2 separate regions of the Homo sapiens genome follow, and region 1 is linked to region 2. Evidence: chromatin contacts called from ENCODE Hi-C or POLR2A ChIA-PET data. All regions are on one chromosome and are shown on one strand. The core of a region is the stretch at or near the end of the contact, and the rest is flanking DNA. Distances in the headings are between cores, read along the strand shown.

Evidence for each region. Hi-C counts contacts between places; a loop is a spot of excess contacts on that map. ChIA-PET counts read pairs that join two places held with the same protein, here RNA polymerase II (POLR2A). Pooled maps may share reads with other maps.
Region 1: a map with no recorded cell type shows a loop between it and region 2 (10-fold over the local background). The contact joins two enhancer-like sites. A Hi-C loop is called at or near these places in 5 of 37 single-sample maps with no recorded cell type and 3 of 50 pooled maps. POLR2A ChIA-PET finds 5 or more read pairs at or near these places in 1 of 52 experiments (H1).

The regions. Positions count from the first base shown.
Region 1 is chr4:152,274,587-152,280,409 of GRCh38, forward strand. No RefSeq gene overlaps it. Among named protein-coding and RNA genes, the nearest start is that of FBXW7-AS1, 60 kb to the right of the region's middle. Within about 2 kb of position 4,030, at least 2 of the 41 ENCODE cell types and tissues checked have a DNase peak (open chromatin) inside an H3K27ac peak, as active enhancers do.
Region 2 is chr4:152,186,299-152,191,973 of GRCh38, forward strand. No RefSeq gene overlaps it. Among named protein-coding and RNA genes, the nearest start is that of LINC02273, 88 kb to the left of the region's middle. Within about 2 kb of position 2,778, at least 2 of the 41 ENCODE cell types and tissues checked have a DNase peak (open chromatin) inside an H3K27ac peak, as active enhancers do.

The sequences.
Region 1 (5,823 bases), core at 2,780-5,279, 90 kb after region 2:
TCTGTCATCCAGGCCGAAGTGCAATGCTGCAATCATGGTTCACTGCAGCCTCCACCTCTCGGGCTCAAGCGATCCTCTTGCCTCAGGCTCCTAAGCAGCTGAAACTACAGGCACATGTCACCACACCCAGCTAGTGTTTGTATTTTTTGTAGAGACGGGGTTTCACCATGTTGTCCAGGCTGATCTCAAACTCCTGGGCTCAACAATCTGCCTGCCTCAGCCACCCAAAGTGGTGGGATTACAGGCATGAACCATACTGCCCGGCCTAGGAGATTTTTCTTATTTGCAGCCCAAAGCACCCTGACAGATAGAGGAGGTAAGGGACTTGCCTGAGGTCACACAGCTAGTAAGCCATAGAGCATAGATAAAATTCAATGTTTGTGGGATGACAAATGTCCAGTTCCATCTATCTCTTGTGGGATGACAAATGTCATCCCACAAACTTTCTATTCTGCTACGATGTACAACAACATGAAGAGTGATTTCACAGATTTCCTTAGATCCTTCCCCACAGAAGCATCTCTCTGTTAGTCAGGCATCTGTCAACATTCTAATACTAAAACAAGATTCCATGAAAATTATTTTTTTAAAAATGCAAAACAAATCTTCTTTTCTCCCCTCACAGTGTTTTTCCTCTCGGAAGCATCACAACTGCTTCTTATTCTGTGCTTAGTGTCAAGATAACAGGATTTAATTACCAAATTTATAAACCACCAGTATGGCATAAATGCATTGGCCTCAAATAAAATGAATGCAGTTATTAAAAAAAGAAAAGAAATGCTGCATCAATACAGTGACAGCGGACACAGAGATGGCAGTTTTATTTACTTTATCTCTTGCAGGAAGCAGTTAAGCCATTTCAAAGAGATTATTGGGTTTTAATGACCCAGGACATTAAAAGACGTCTCTCCCAGCAACATTGACACTGTACCTCAGGTGCAGGAGGTTATAAATCCACGAAATAATGGCCTATTTTGGCAACCCCTCCCCACTTGCTCCCAACAGTGGACCCGATCATGACCTTTCTTCAGTTAGCAAGGGCCACTGGCTGGGGGTGTCACTGGAGAATTCTCTGTGTCCTCTCAATAGGCCTGGGGGAGCTTTCTAGATTGGGACTCAGCAGCAGCTTTTAGGATCCACAATGAAAACCACCGGTGGGGCAGTGCTCTGTCTCCAAATGACAGGAGGAGAAGGAAAAGAAAGAACAGGAAAGAGGAGAAAAGGTAAGAAAAAAAAGCAAGGAAAAGAGACCACCAAGTGCGGTGCTCAAGAATTCTACCAACAAAGCCCAGCAGCCACCATTCCAGGGCCTCGAATGGTCTTACCGAGTCCAAGTTCCAAGGACCAGAGTCTCCTCTGGTTCCCCTGGAGCGGATGGGCATCTAGAGATCAGGTCAGAAGTGGATCCTGAACTTGCCCATCGGATTTCCTAGGGCTCTAAGAGAATCACTGGCAGAGAACACATTGTCTTCACCAAAGCAGCTTCCCTTTGATTTGTTTTATACTTTAGACTTTCATAAAATATTTCATTTGAAGAGAAGGGTCCATACTTTTTAAAAAGTTTGAAAACTAGAGATGTAGGTCGTCATCTTTGTTTTTCAAAGACTGATGACCACAGGGAGGAAGTTAAGGTCGGGAGAAGAGATAGATGGAACTGGAACAGGTCGCCACCATTCCCAGGCAGCTCCTGGATTCTTCTTGATGGAATGCCAGCACTTGAACGGGTGTTTTTTTGAGATTCTAACCTCTCCAGTGACAACCATGCTATCCAGTAGCTACGCCCTGTCCAGGCAAACAAGAAAACATAGAAGTGATCTCCTCTCCTCTTTCCAGGTGCTCTCTCTTGGATTCACAAAATAAAGATCCAGTCATTCACATGGTATTTCCAATACTCTGCCATTAATTTGCTATTCCCAATACAGTGAGAATTGGCCAGGTCTTTTAATGCTTCACAGGCTCCTGAAGTTCTGTGCAAGAACCCTCCTCTAGAGCTGTTTCCTTGGGAATATGAAAAAAAATCACAACTTTGTTAACCAATTTCCTAATCATATTTCCCCTCCCTAGGCATATTGGTGCAAGGCTGAGTTTTGCAGAGAGATTTCTGGACTTTTCTGCTGAATACATTTGGATAAGGTCATGGCCGTTAGAACTGGCTGTCTATCATCTCTCGTGGGGCCTTGGTTCTTTGTCATGGGGAAACTCATAGACCATCTAACTCAGAGAGCCCATCCAGAAATTGCATTTCTCTGGGAAGTCAGGGACCCAGCCTCTGGGCTGCTGAAAGTACTCAGCCCAGGGCAGGCCTAAGGGAGAGCAGGTGTGGGCAGGTTGCATGAGGATAATATGGAATGAGGAGAAATGTGTTTTGGAGCTTGTGGGTGAGGAGAAAATGGTGCTTTTGTCTCAGAGGCACTGAGACACCTGGGAGTGGGGCTGGGGTGCGGGTGGTGGGGTGAGGTAACTGCAGTAGAAAAGAGAGATTGGCGTGGGCATCCCTACGGATGCAGGAGACCCAGGAAAAATTCAAGGCATCATATTGACAAGGAAAGCCAAAAGAAATAAAGACCATTACTGGCTGCATTATTAAGCACACACCCAAATAGTGCTCACAGTGCAGATACCGAGACAGGCAGATTCTAGGATTCATATGTCAAGCCCATTCACTTCCTACAGAAGAAAAATAAAAGACAACCTGGTTGGGGGGGAAATCCTCATAGAGAGGTGGCCCCACAGCAGGCAGCTGCCGGTGGTCTGGATCACACTTTGTCTCCCAGCATAACAGTTGAGCTATCTGGGGAAAATTCCTTAGCCCCTCTAAGCCTCAGTTCCCACAGCTAGCAAATGGGGGTAATGGTCATAACCCTTCCTCTCAGAGTGTGAAGATGGAAAGAGAGTCTGCATTTCAGCACTTAGCACAGTGCCCAGCACACGCAACAAGAGGTAGCTGTCATCAACATTAAGCTGTTATTCACGCCCTCAGGAGGACTCTGGACCCAGCCAGGGCCAAGGTAGAGAACCTCAAGGGGGAATCCTCTTCCCTATCAGTGGCTCAGCAAAGACCACTCTGAGGAACCCATCACGTTTTGGGGATAGGGCGAGTTGTTTGGTCTAAACAGCTTGGGAAGAAGAGACCCAGGAAAGGAGCGCCATCCTGAAATCTTTGATGAGCTCTCAGAGAGAAGAGGGGGTTTCAGGCTTTCCTACCCCAGAGGACAGATTTGAGTCCATTGGCAAGGGTGGAGCTCAGAGGCGGCCCAAGGAAGTCCTTCCTCCTAATGAGAGTTGGTGAAGAACAGAAGTTGCTGTCTGGAAAGGCTCTGAGTTCCCTTCTCAAAGGCCCTTTACCATAATTATAATGTGTGTGTCACAAACAACCCTCAGGAGAACAGAGCTAGAGAACCTTTGCCTCAGGAAATGTTCAAGCTGAAGCTGGATGATCAAATGCTGGTGAGGGGCGCCTGGCACTGTGCAAAGCTGAGACCAGGCAGCCCACTCGTGGGTTAGGACTATCTACAGCTCCGTTGCATTGAGCACAGTCTACATGCCAGGAAGGCCCAAGGCTAAGTACTTCACACACACTAGCTGGCTTCAACCCTACAACACCAACATGAGGCAAGCACTACTGGTAGCTCTGTTTTACAGAAGAGGAAACTGAGGCCCTTGGATGGTAAGTCAGTTGCCAAAGCTTCACAGTTAGATCACACAGCCAAGATCCAAATCCAGGCACAGCTGGCCATAGAGCCTGTGAGCTAACTGCTGCACTGCACAGCTCTAGCCAGGACAGTTTGTCCTTGCCCTACCTACATGCTGCCTGTGGCCAGGACCTCTGGTGACAGGGGAGATGGAACCATGTGAGCCTGGAAAGCAGGCTGACAGGAAGTAGATGGCACTGTCCTTCTGGCCTAGGGTAGGGCCAAGAGACCACAGCTCTCCACATCACTAAGAAAGATAGGACCTTGCCTGGGGCTGGGAGAGTTCCGGGAAGTTTCTGTAGCAGCGCTGGCTGGTCTGTTGCTTTGCATGCTTATTGCTTTTGTATGGAGTAGGTATCTGATCTCCCCAACACCTGCCAGCTCCGCCTCTGCGTTCTTTCCCTTCCTTGTACACCCAGCCCCTGCCTCCCACCCTGGCATCTCCCTCCCTTCCCCCGCCATGCAGAGATCTGAGTCACTGACAGCAAGTGGGTGAGAAGAAACAGAGAAGGCAGAATCAAGAAATGAAAACCCTAAGGGCAGCAACAATTAATATTTAACTTGAAAATTGCCTGGGAACAGAAAGCTCAGGCTATTCATGTGCAAATCATATGCAAACACTCTCCACATCGGGCCCTTGTAATTATTCTGCAAACCTGCCTGGCCAGCTCTAAGGGCAGCTTGGGAAACCCCAACACCCCAATCCTGCTGCAGGCTGCAAACCTCCCCATGACAGGGCTTGGGAGGGTCTCCAGGTGACACCACTCGGGTGACACCAGCTTGTCCCAGAATTCCTCAGGCCAAAGCTCTTTCCAATTCTTGAGGAAATGTTTCTCCTGCCAGGGAAAGTTCCCAGCCCCGCATCTGGGCTCCCCTTGCCACTCCCCAAAAATGCCTTCCTGACGGTCACCCATGGCCTCCTGATGACTAAATCCCAGTGTCTCCACTCATCCTCCACTTCCAGGCAAAAGCCAGAGCAGCTGATGCCTGAGGCTTCTTCTGTGCTGCCCACCCAGGGCCTCCTCCCTTCCGTCTGACTGCCCTTCCCTGGCCCTGTCAGTGCCACCTTAGCTCCAGCGTGGGGGTGAGCCTGAGAAGGCCTCTTCTCCCCCACATCCGATACGCCCTGGGCAGGAGGGTGGGTCTCTTCGGAGGGTATGGGCGGGCCCTGCACTGGCTTCTGATTATCCTGCATATGGCGGGAAAACAGTTCAGTCCCCCTTCCCCTCCCCAGGTCACCTAAGGCCAGCCCAAATCTGGCGTCACTAGAAGTTCACTTGCAGGGTTAGGTGACCTGGAGCTCTCAGGCCTGAGAGCACAGGCTGAGGACAGGTGCTTTTCTTCACAGCTGGGAGCTCCCTGAGGACACAGCCCCCCAGGCCCATGCTCACCACTGCACCCAGACCTTGAGAGTGTCCCCTGGGGCATCGCCTCCAACTGCAGCCAAGCTGGGGAAGGACACACAGGACCAGGGGAGCAGCCCCAGCCCTAGGCTCAGCCCCTGCCAGAACAGTCTTTAGCATGGGTACTTGTCTCCATCTCAGCCCGCATCCCTCACTCAGACGTGTCAGCTTTTACTGGATCTGATTTATTTCATATCCACATATGTTGAAGAAGGAGCCTGTAAAAAGCTCAGCACATTGGCTGGCCTGTGTTCAGCACCTAATATGAGGCAACTGCCCTTGACCATAAACTCTGAAATGAGTCAAGTGTCCACAGTTCCAAAGGGTTTGGTGCCTTGTTCTCACTGGAGTCACGGAGCCCGGAGCAATGCACTGCCAGGCAGGGCTGCCTTGGCCAGCACCACCGTCATCACCATGCCCAGAGCAGGTGGGATAGGCGATGGTGAGGGGGTGGTCCCCACCATGTGTGGATAATTTCCTAATTCCATGATGCCTGTGGCTGATGGTCATTCATCCTACTATGTATTTACTGGGCATCTGCTACGTGCCTGGCACTGTTGTGACCCTTCCCTCAGGGAGCTTCCATATCCATGGGGGAAGCTGATCTTAAGACAGAACCTGAATTCACTAACAGTTGTGAGAGAGACGGGGGAAAAATTTACCACACTAAACATAAAAGGTAACAAGTGAGATAAAAAGTGCATCCAGCTGGGTGTGGTGGCTCACAA
Region 2 (5,675 bases), core at 1,528-4,027:
CTGGCCACGTGGCTTCTCAGCTTGAGTCTGTATTTCTCAATCTTCTCTGTGGCTTTGTGATTCACTCTGGGCCTGTGGTACATGAATGGAAGGACACGTCCAATTCCAAGTTAGCCTCAACCTAAAGACAAGCCACTTGCCCTGGACTTCCTCCTCCTTCACCCCTTTATTAAGCAGCAGCAATGGAGTTACATGTTAAGGACAGCAGAGCTGACCAGTCACAAGACAGAACTGCTACCTACCCACCATCTTTGAACTAGTATGTGAGAAAGAAAGAAATGCCCGTGTGTGCGGTTTTTTTAATTGAGGCATAATTAACACTCAAAAACTGCGCAGAGCTTGATGTCCCCTTCACTGCGCTTTGACAGGTATACACCTTACAGTTTTACAACCATCACACCAAACAAGATATAAAACACTGCATCTATGTTACCTAAGCCATTGTCTGTTGGGATTCCTTTGTTATAACTGCTTCACCTGTACCTTAACTAGTACAACTCCCAAATGATCTTTCTGCCTCTAACCCCCCATAGTTCTTCAAGTAGATCTTCCTTAACTGCCAAGTTGGGCATTTTGCATTTTTATTAAAGGCCTACAAGTCTTCCTGATGGCTCTTCTCATTAAAATGAGCCCACCCAAGCTTTAATATCATTGCCTCTTTCTTCTCTTAGCTGAGAATTATCTTTTCTTATGCTGGCATGATGGTTTCTAACATGATCCCATCCACAGTCAGATTTTGGTAGAGTTCCAGGAGGTCTTTAGTGAGATTACTCTGTGTGGTCCTGAAACTCCCTTGACACTGCATGTTTTAATTCTTTCTTGGGAGATGATGGAAGGTGATGGAAATAACCAACTGAAACTTTTAACGATTGTTCGGAAGTCACATGAAAATTTGTAGGCACCTATCGCTGAAGGCTAAATTTTATGTTATTACAATAAATGGCGTATATAGTGCTTTTGAAGTTGATATGAGAAATTGCAGTTCTAAATTGTTTGCTGTTTAATGTTGGTACAAAACCACAGAAAGCGATCGGCCCAGAAAACCTTTAATTGAGGTAATGGGTTTTAACTGAATGCCACATCTCACAGTTACTTTTGCCTTAAAGGTGAAATGGGGTTCAGATGCCTTGAAGCTGATGTCCCACTATGACCAAAACCTGTGCGTTTACCTTCCCCTAAAAGAGAGAGTAGTTAAAATTTGCTGAGACTTCTAAAAAAAAAGATTAACTCATAAGCAGAAGGCAGAAGCAAGAATCTCCAGATAATTTCACCATTTAGATATCTGCCCCTTTAGAGAATAAAGAGGCAGAAAGCCTGGTCCGTACAGACCTCCAGGTCCTGAAATTCCTTAATTATGGCTTATTAGAAAAAAAACCAACTACTAGACCTGACTCAGAGAAGGAAGTCACTCCTGGTTCTTGCAGGAGCCTAATCATTAGAGCTGCAGAGAGCCCAGAAGGGTGAATGTGTTCGGTCTCTCTGGGCCTGCCTGGCTCCTAAGTCAAGGCTTTATCCCACATCTGCCTCTGCTTTCCATAAAGCAAACCCCTCAACTCCACTGTGGCCAGAGTTGGCAACACACCATCCCTGGGCTCCCAGCAAGAGGAGACTGTGAGTCAGATCTATCGTGGCCTCACTACTCTGCTTCCATCTCTCTGCCAGGGAGCCACTCAGCAGCAGATGGAAAACTTGCTCTTGGACTAAAAGAAGATGGCAGCTCGTTGCACTATCTGCACAGCTGTCCATAGGGCACCAGCATGGGTCTGCTCTGGGCTACTGCCAGGATGATGCTCCCAAGAAGTGCATTTCAGCTAAATATGGAAGACTTTCCTATCATTCCGATAGCTCCAATGGTGAATGAGTGCATGTGCCCCTTGTCACTGGGTCTCCAAGTATATACTACATGATCTTCTGCCAGGAGATTTACAGAAGGGATTCTTGCACTGAGAGGGAAAATGGATTATAATTTCTAAAAACCTCTTCTTGCTAAGAACAGCCTTCCTCTCTGTCCCAGAACCCTTTGTCCTTTCAATCATCCTGCAATCACTTGACTCTCGCTGAGGCTCCCACCCTGAGCTGAGTCCTGGCCCAGGCTCTAGGACTAATGATGACCTCAGACAAGTGGGATTTGGGGAGCTGGAACTCAACACTCTGGGATGAGAAGTTAAGCAGCAGAGCTGCTGAGCCAAGATAGACTTTAGGGCCCAGTTGTGACACCTGGGTGCTCTCGTTTCTGAAATCAAGTCACCTTTGTGAACCCTGGTCTTGGGCTTGGAATCCTAGTCTCATTTCTATCAGATCTTCTGTACAGGAAGCCTGTGCAGGAACAGGGGAGGGCAGATACTTTCCATTCACCCCAGGCTGTAGGCCAGAGACAGTCAAGAACTAAAACTGAGTCTCCATGTGCACTTGTACACACACACAGTCATAAACACACTCTCTCTCTTTCACACACACACACACACACACACCCCACACACACACCAAATGCACCTCGCAAGTGGTCCAGTTCAGGCCCTGGTTCACCAGAGTCTTGAGAAGGGTCCATAAGCCCACCCATACTGTACTTGTACTGAATTCAAGTTGAACTGTTGAGCCCAGTGGCCAGAAAGCCAGACCTGAGGGACGCAGCCAAAGCAAGCTGAGTCCAGTGAGCCCAGGCAGTAGAAGTCATGTCATCCTGGGATCAGCAGCAGGCAGCCAGCAAGTGGCTGCCTAGAAATAGTTCTGAGGCTCACAGTGATCAGCGGCTTCTGGCTTATAGTCAGCCCTCAGATAGCCCCAGAACGGAGATGCAAGTCTCCCGCCTTTAAAGGCATATAGCAAGGAGTGGACAGTTCCCTTCCTCTCCCCCATCTCTGGTCCCTGTTTTAATGACCTGTCTGGAATTCCAGGCCCCCAGGCCATAAAACTAAATATAAGACAAGGGCTGGGACTAGGCTATCCCTGACAATCAAAGGATAAAGATGTAAAATTGTATATTCGATAATGTACATGTGCACAAGCAAAAAACTAGACGCAAAACTACATCAGTGTGGTTATTTTGGGTGGTGGGATTATGGGTGATTTTTATTTTTTGTCTGCTTTTCTGCATATCTTAAATTCTCTGCAATGAATATGTATTACTGTTATAATCGGTAAAAGGTTAGTTTTAAAATTCATATGAAACTATGGTTTTATGGAAGTCATTTTGCAATCAAATCTATTTTGCTTACATGTGGAATTCTTGTTTTTACTGTTCTTCCTTTATGCTTTTCCCCGTCTCTATTTTTACTGCCCTGCTTTTAATGCTCTGATGGCCAGCTGTCCCCTCCAGCCAGGCATTCTGTGTGCAGGGTTTGAGTGACATGCACACACAGGAAACAATCCAAACCACACAAAAGGTGCACAACGAGAGAAGCAGGTGCCTGTCCCTGCCCCTGTGCTCACTGGGCCCCTGGCCCCTTCCTGCTGTTCCCTCAGGCAGGACTGGCTTCCCCACTCACCCCTGGCAAAGGCAAGCCTGCATTTCCTCCTATCCTCTGTCTAAAATTCTATTCCTGTTAGAAAGCTGACACATGTCAGTTGTTCACTCATTCATTTATTCATTCTCAAAATAGTTCCAGAGCATTGTCTCCACACCAAGTGCTGTGCTTGCCGGGGCTGGAGACACAACCCTAAGCTAGGCCCAGCCACTGCCCTTCTCCAGTTGAGAACAGATCTCCCAGCCAGTGTGCTGTGGAGGGTGACAGGCAAAGCTGGGGAGTGACCCACCAGCCCTGGGGACTGGCTGCAGCAGCTCGCTCAGTTTATCCCCAGTGTGTTGTCAAATCTCAACATGTGCTGTGGAGCCATGACCTGGGGAAGGCTGGGGAGCTAGCAGTTCTTAGCATTGGGAGGATACTAACCAGTAATTATCACAGTGATAGTTAGCATTATTATACCACATACTTTATTATGTGTGTGTGTGTGTGTGTGTATATATATATACACACACACACACGTTGCATTTATATGTCTATGGGTTTAATGTTCTGATTAAAATAATTTTTTCTGATTATTTTAACCAGCAAACTTTATCCTAATGGCAGCTAACATTACTGACGGCCGAGTATGTGCCATGCTGTAGTCTAAGTACTTCTAATATAAAACCTCATGCATTCCTCACAACAGTCCTGTGCTGTAGGTTCCATCATTATTCCCATTTAATGGATGAGAAAATGGTGACAAGGATGGTAAGTAATTTACCGGAAGGTCACAAAACCAGTCAGTGGTGGGTCTTGGGTTTAGATCCAGAAGGTCTGACTCAGAGCTTCACTGTGTTGATTCCCAATTATAGACACTGAGAATGCTCTCTGAGTACTGGCTAAGAAAAGTTCTGGAGCAATGAGGCCCACATGGGGAATACCAGCCTAGTCTCGGAGAGTTAGAGAACTTCCCAGAAGGGAGGAAGCCGAAGGTGATACTGAAGAACTGGAGGTAAGCGAACAAGGAGGTGAGAACGTTTCAGGTGGAGAGATCAATGGTGAGGTTGAGAGAAGCAAGGGCGCTTGCAGGGGAAACCGTCAAGCTGCCTGGCACTCAGGGGTGGACTTTGCATTAATACCAGGCTAAGGGGTTGGGCTTTTTCTTAAGGCCAATGGGAAGCCATTGAATTTTAAGGATTTTAAGAAGTAAACGCTATAGTGAGATATGCTTTGAGAGAGATCCTTTACTGTTTTAATATGGAGAATGGGTTAGGAGGGACAAGACCGCAACTGTGGAGACAGGTCGTCGAGTGTCGCTGTGATGCAGAGACGGAGGACAGGACCTTGACCTGCGCAGTGGCAGTGAGGGTGGGGAGAGTAATCACCTTCCCTTATTTGCATTTCCTCTGTGTTTTGGTTTGAGGGCTCTGCCATGCTGGCTTGTACTTGCTTAAATAATGCCTTCAAGCTTGTTATTTAGCTGTTTCTGTTTATTCATCCTGTCTCAACTGGACTGTAAGCTCCCCCAGGATAAGAACCACTTTCATTTATTTATTTATTTATTTTTTAAGACGGAGTCTTGCTCTGTCGCCCAGGCTGGAGTGCAGTGGCGCAATCTCGGCTCACTGCAACCTCTGCCTCCCAGGTTCAAGTGATTCTCGTGCCTCAGCCTCCTGAGTAGATGGGATTATAGGCACGCATCACCACACCCAGCTAATTTTTGTATTTTTAGTAGAGACAGGGTTTCACTGTGTTGGCCAGGCTGGTCGCGAACTCCTGACCTCAAGTGATCCACCCGCCTCGGACTTTGCAATTACAGGCGTGAGCCACCATGCCCGGCCAGGAACCACTTTTAACATATACCCATTAGTCCTGGGCACAGTACTGGACACGGAAATAAGCTATTGCTGTGCTTTGAATAAATAAATTATCATGTTTGTTATCTCAACGAACTTACCATCAAGGAGTTTTATAATCTAAATGCATCTTGCTGAAATCGAAGGCTCTTTCTCTAGCTTTTTCCTTTGGGCTTATATGTAATCACATGCAAAGCAAAACTAGGTAACTAATATACATAAAGTGCCCCGGTAAAACAGTGCAGAGGATGAGTAGGAAGAATTAGTTATATGCAGATAGATGTCTGTGTTTACCACCATGTGTTTGTGTGTTTTGAGTACACAGGGCCCTATAGGATTTGTTCATCTTGCATCAAACTGGATTTAGCTTCTT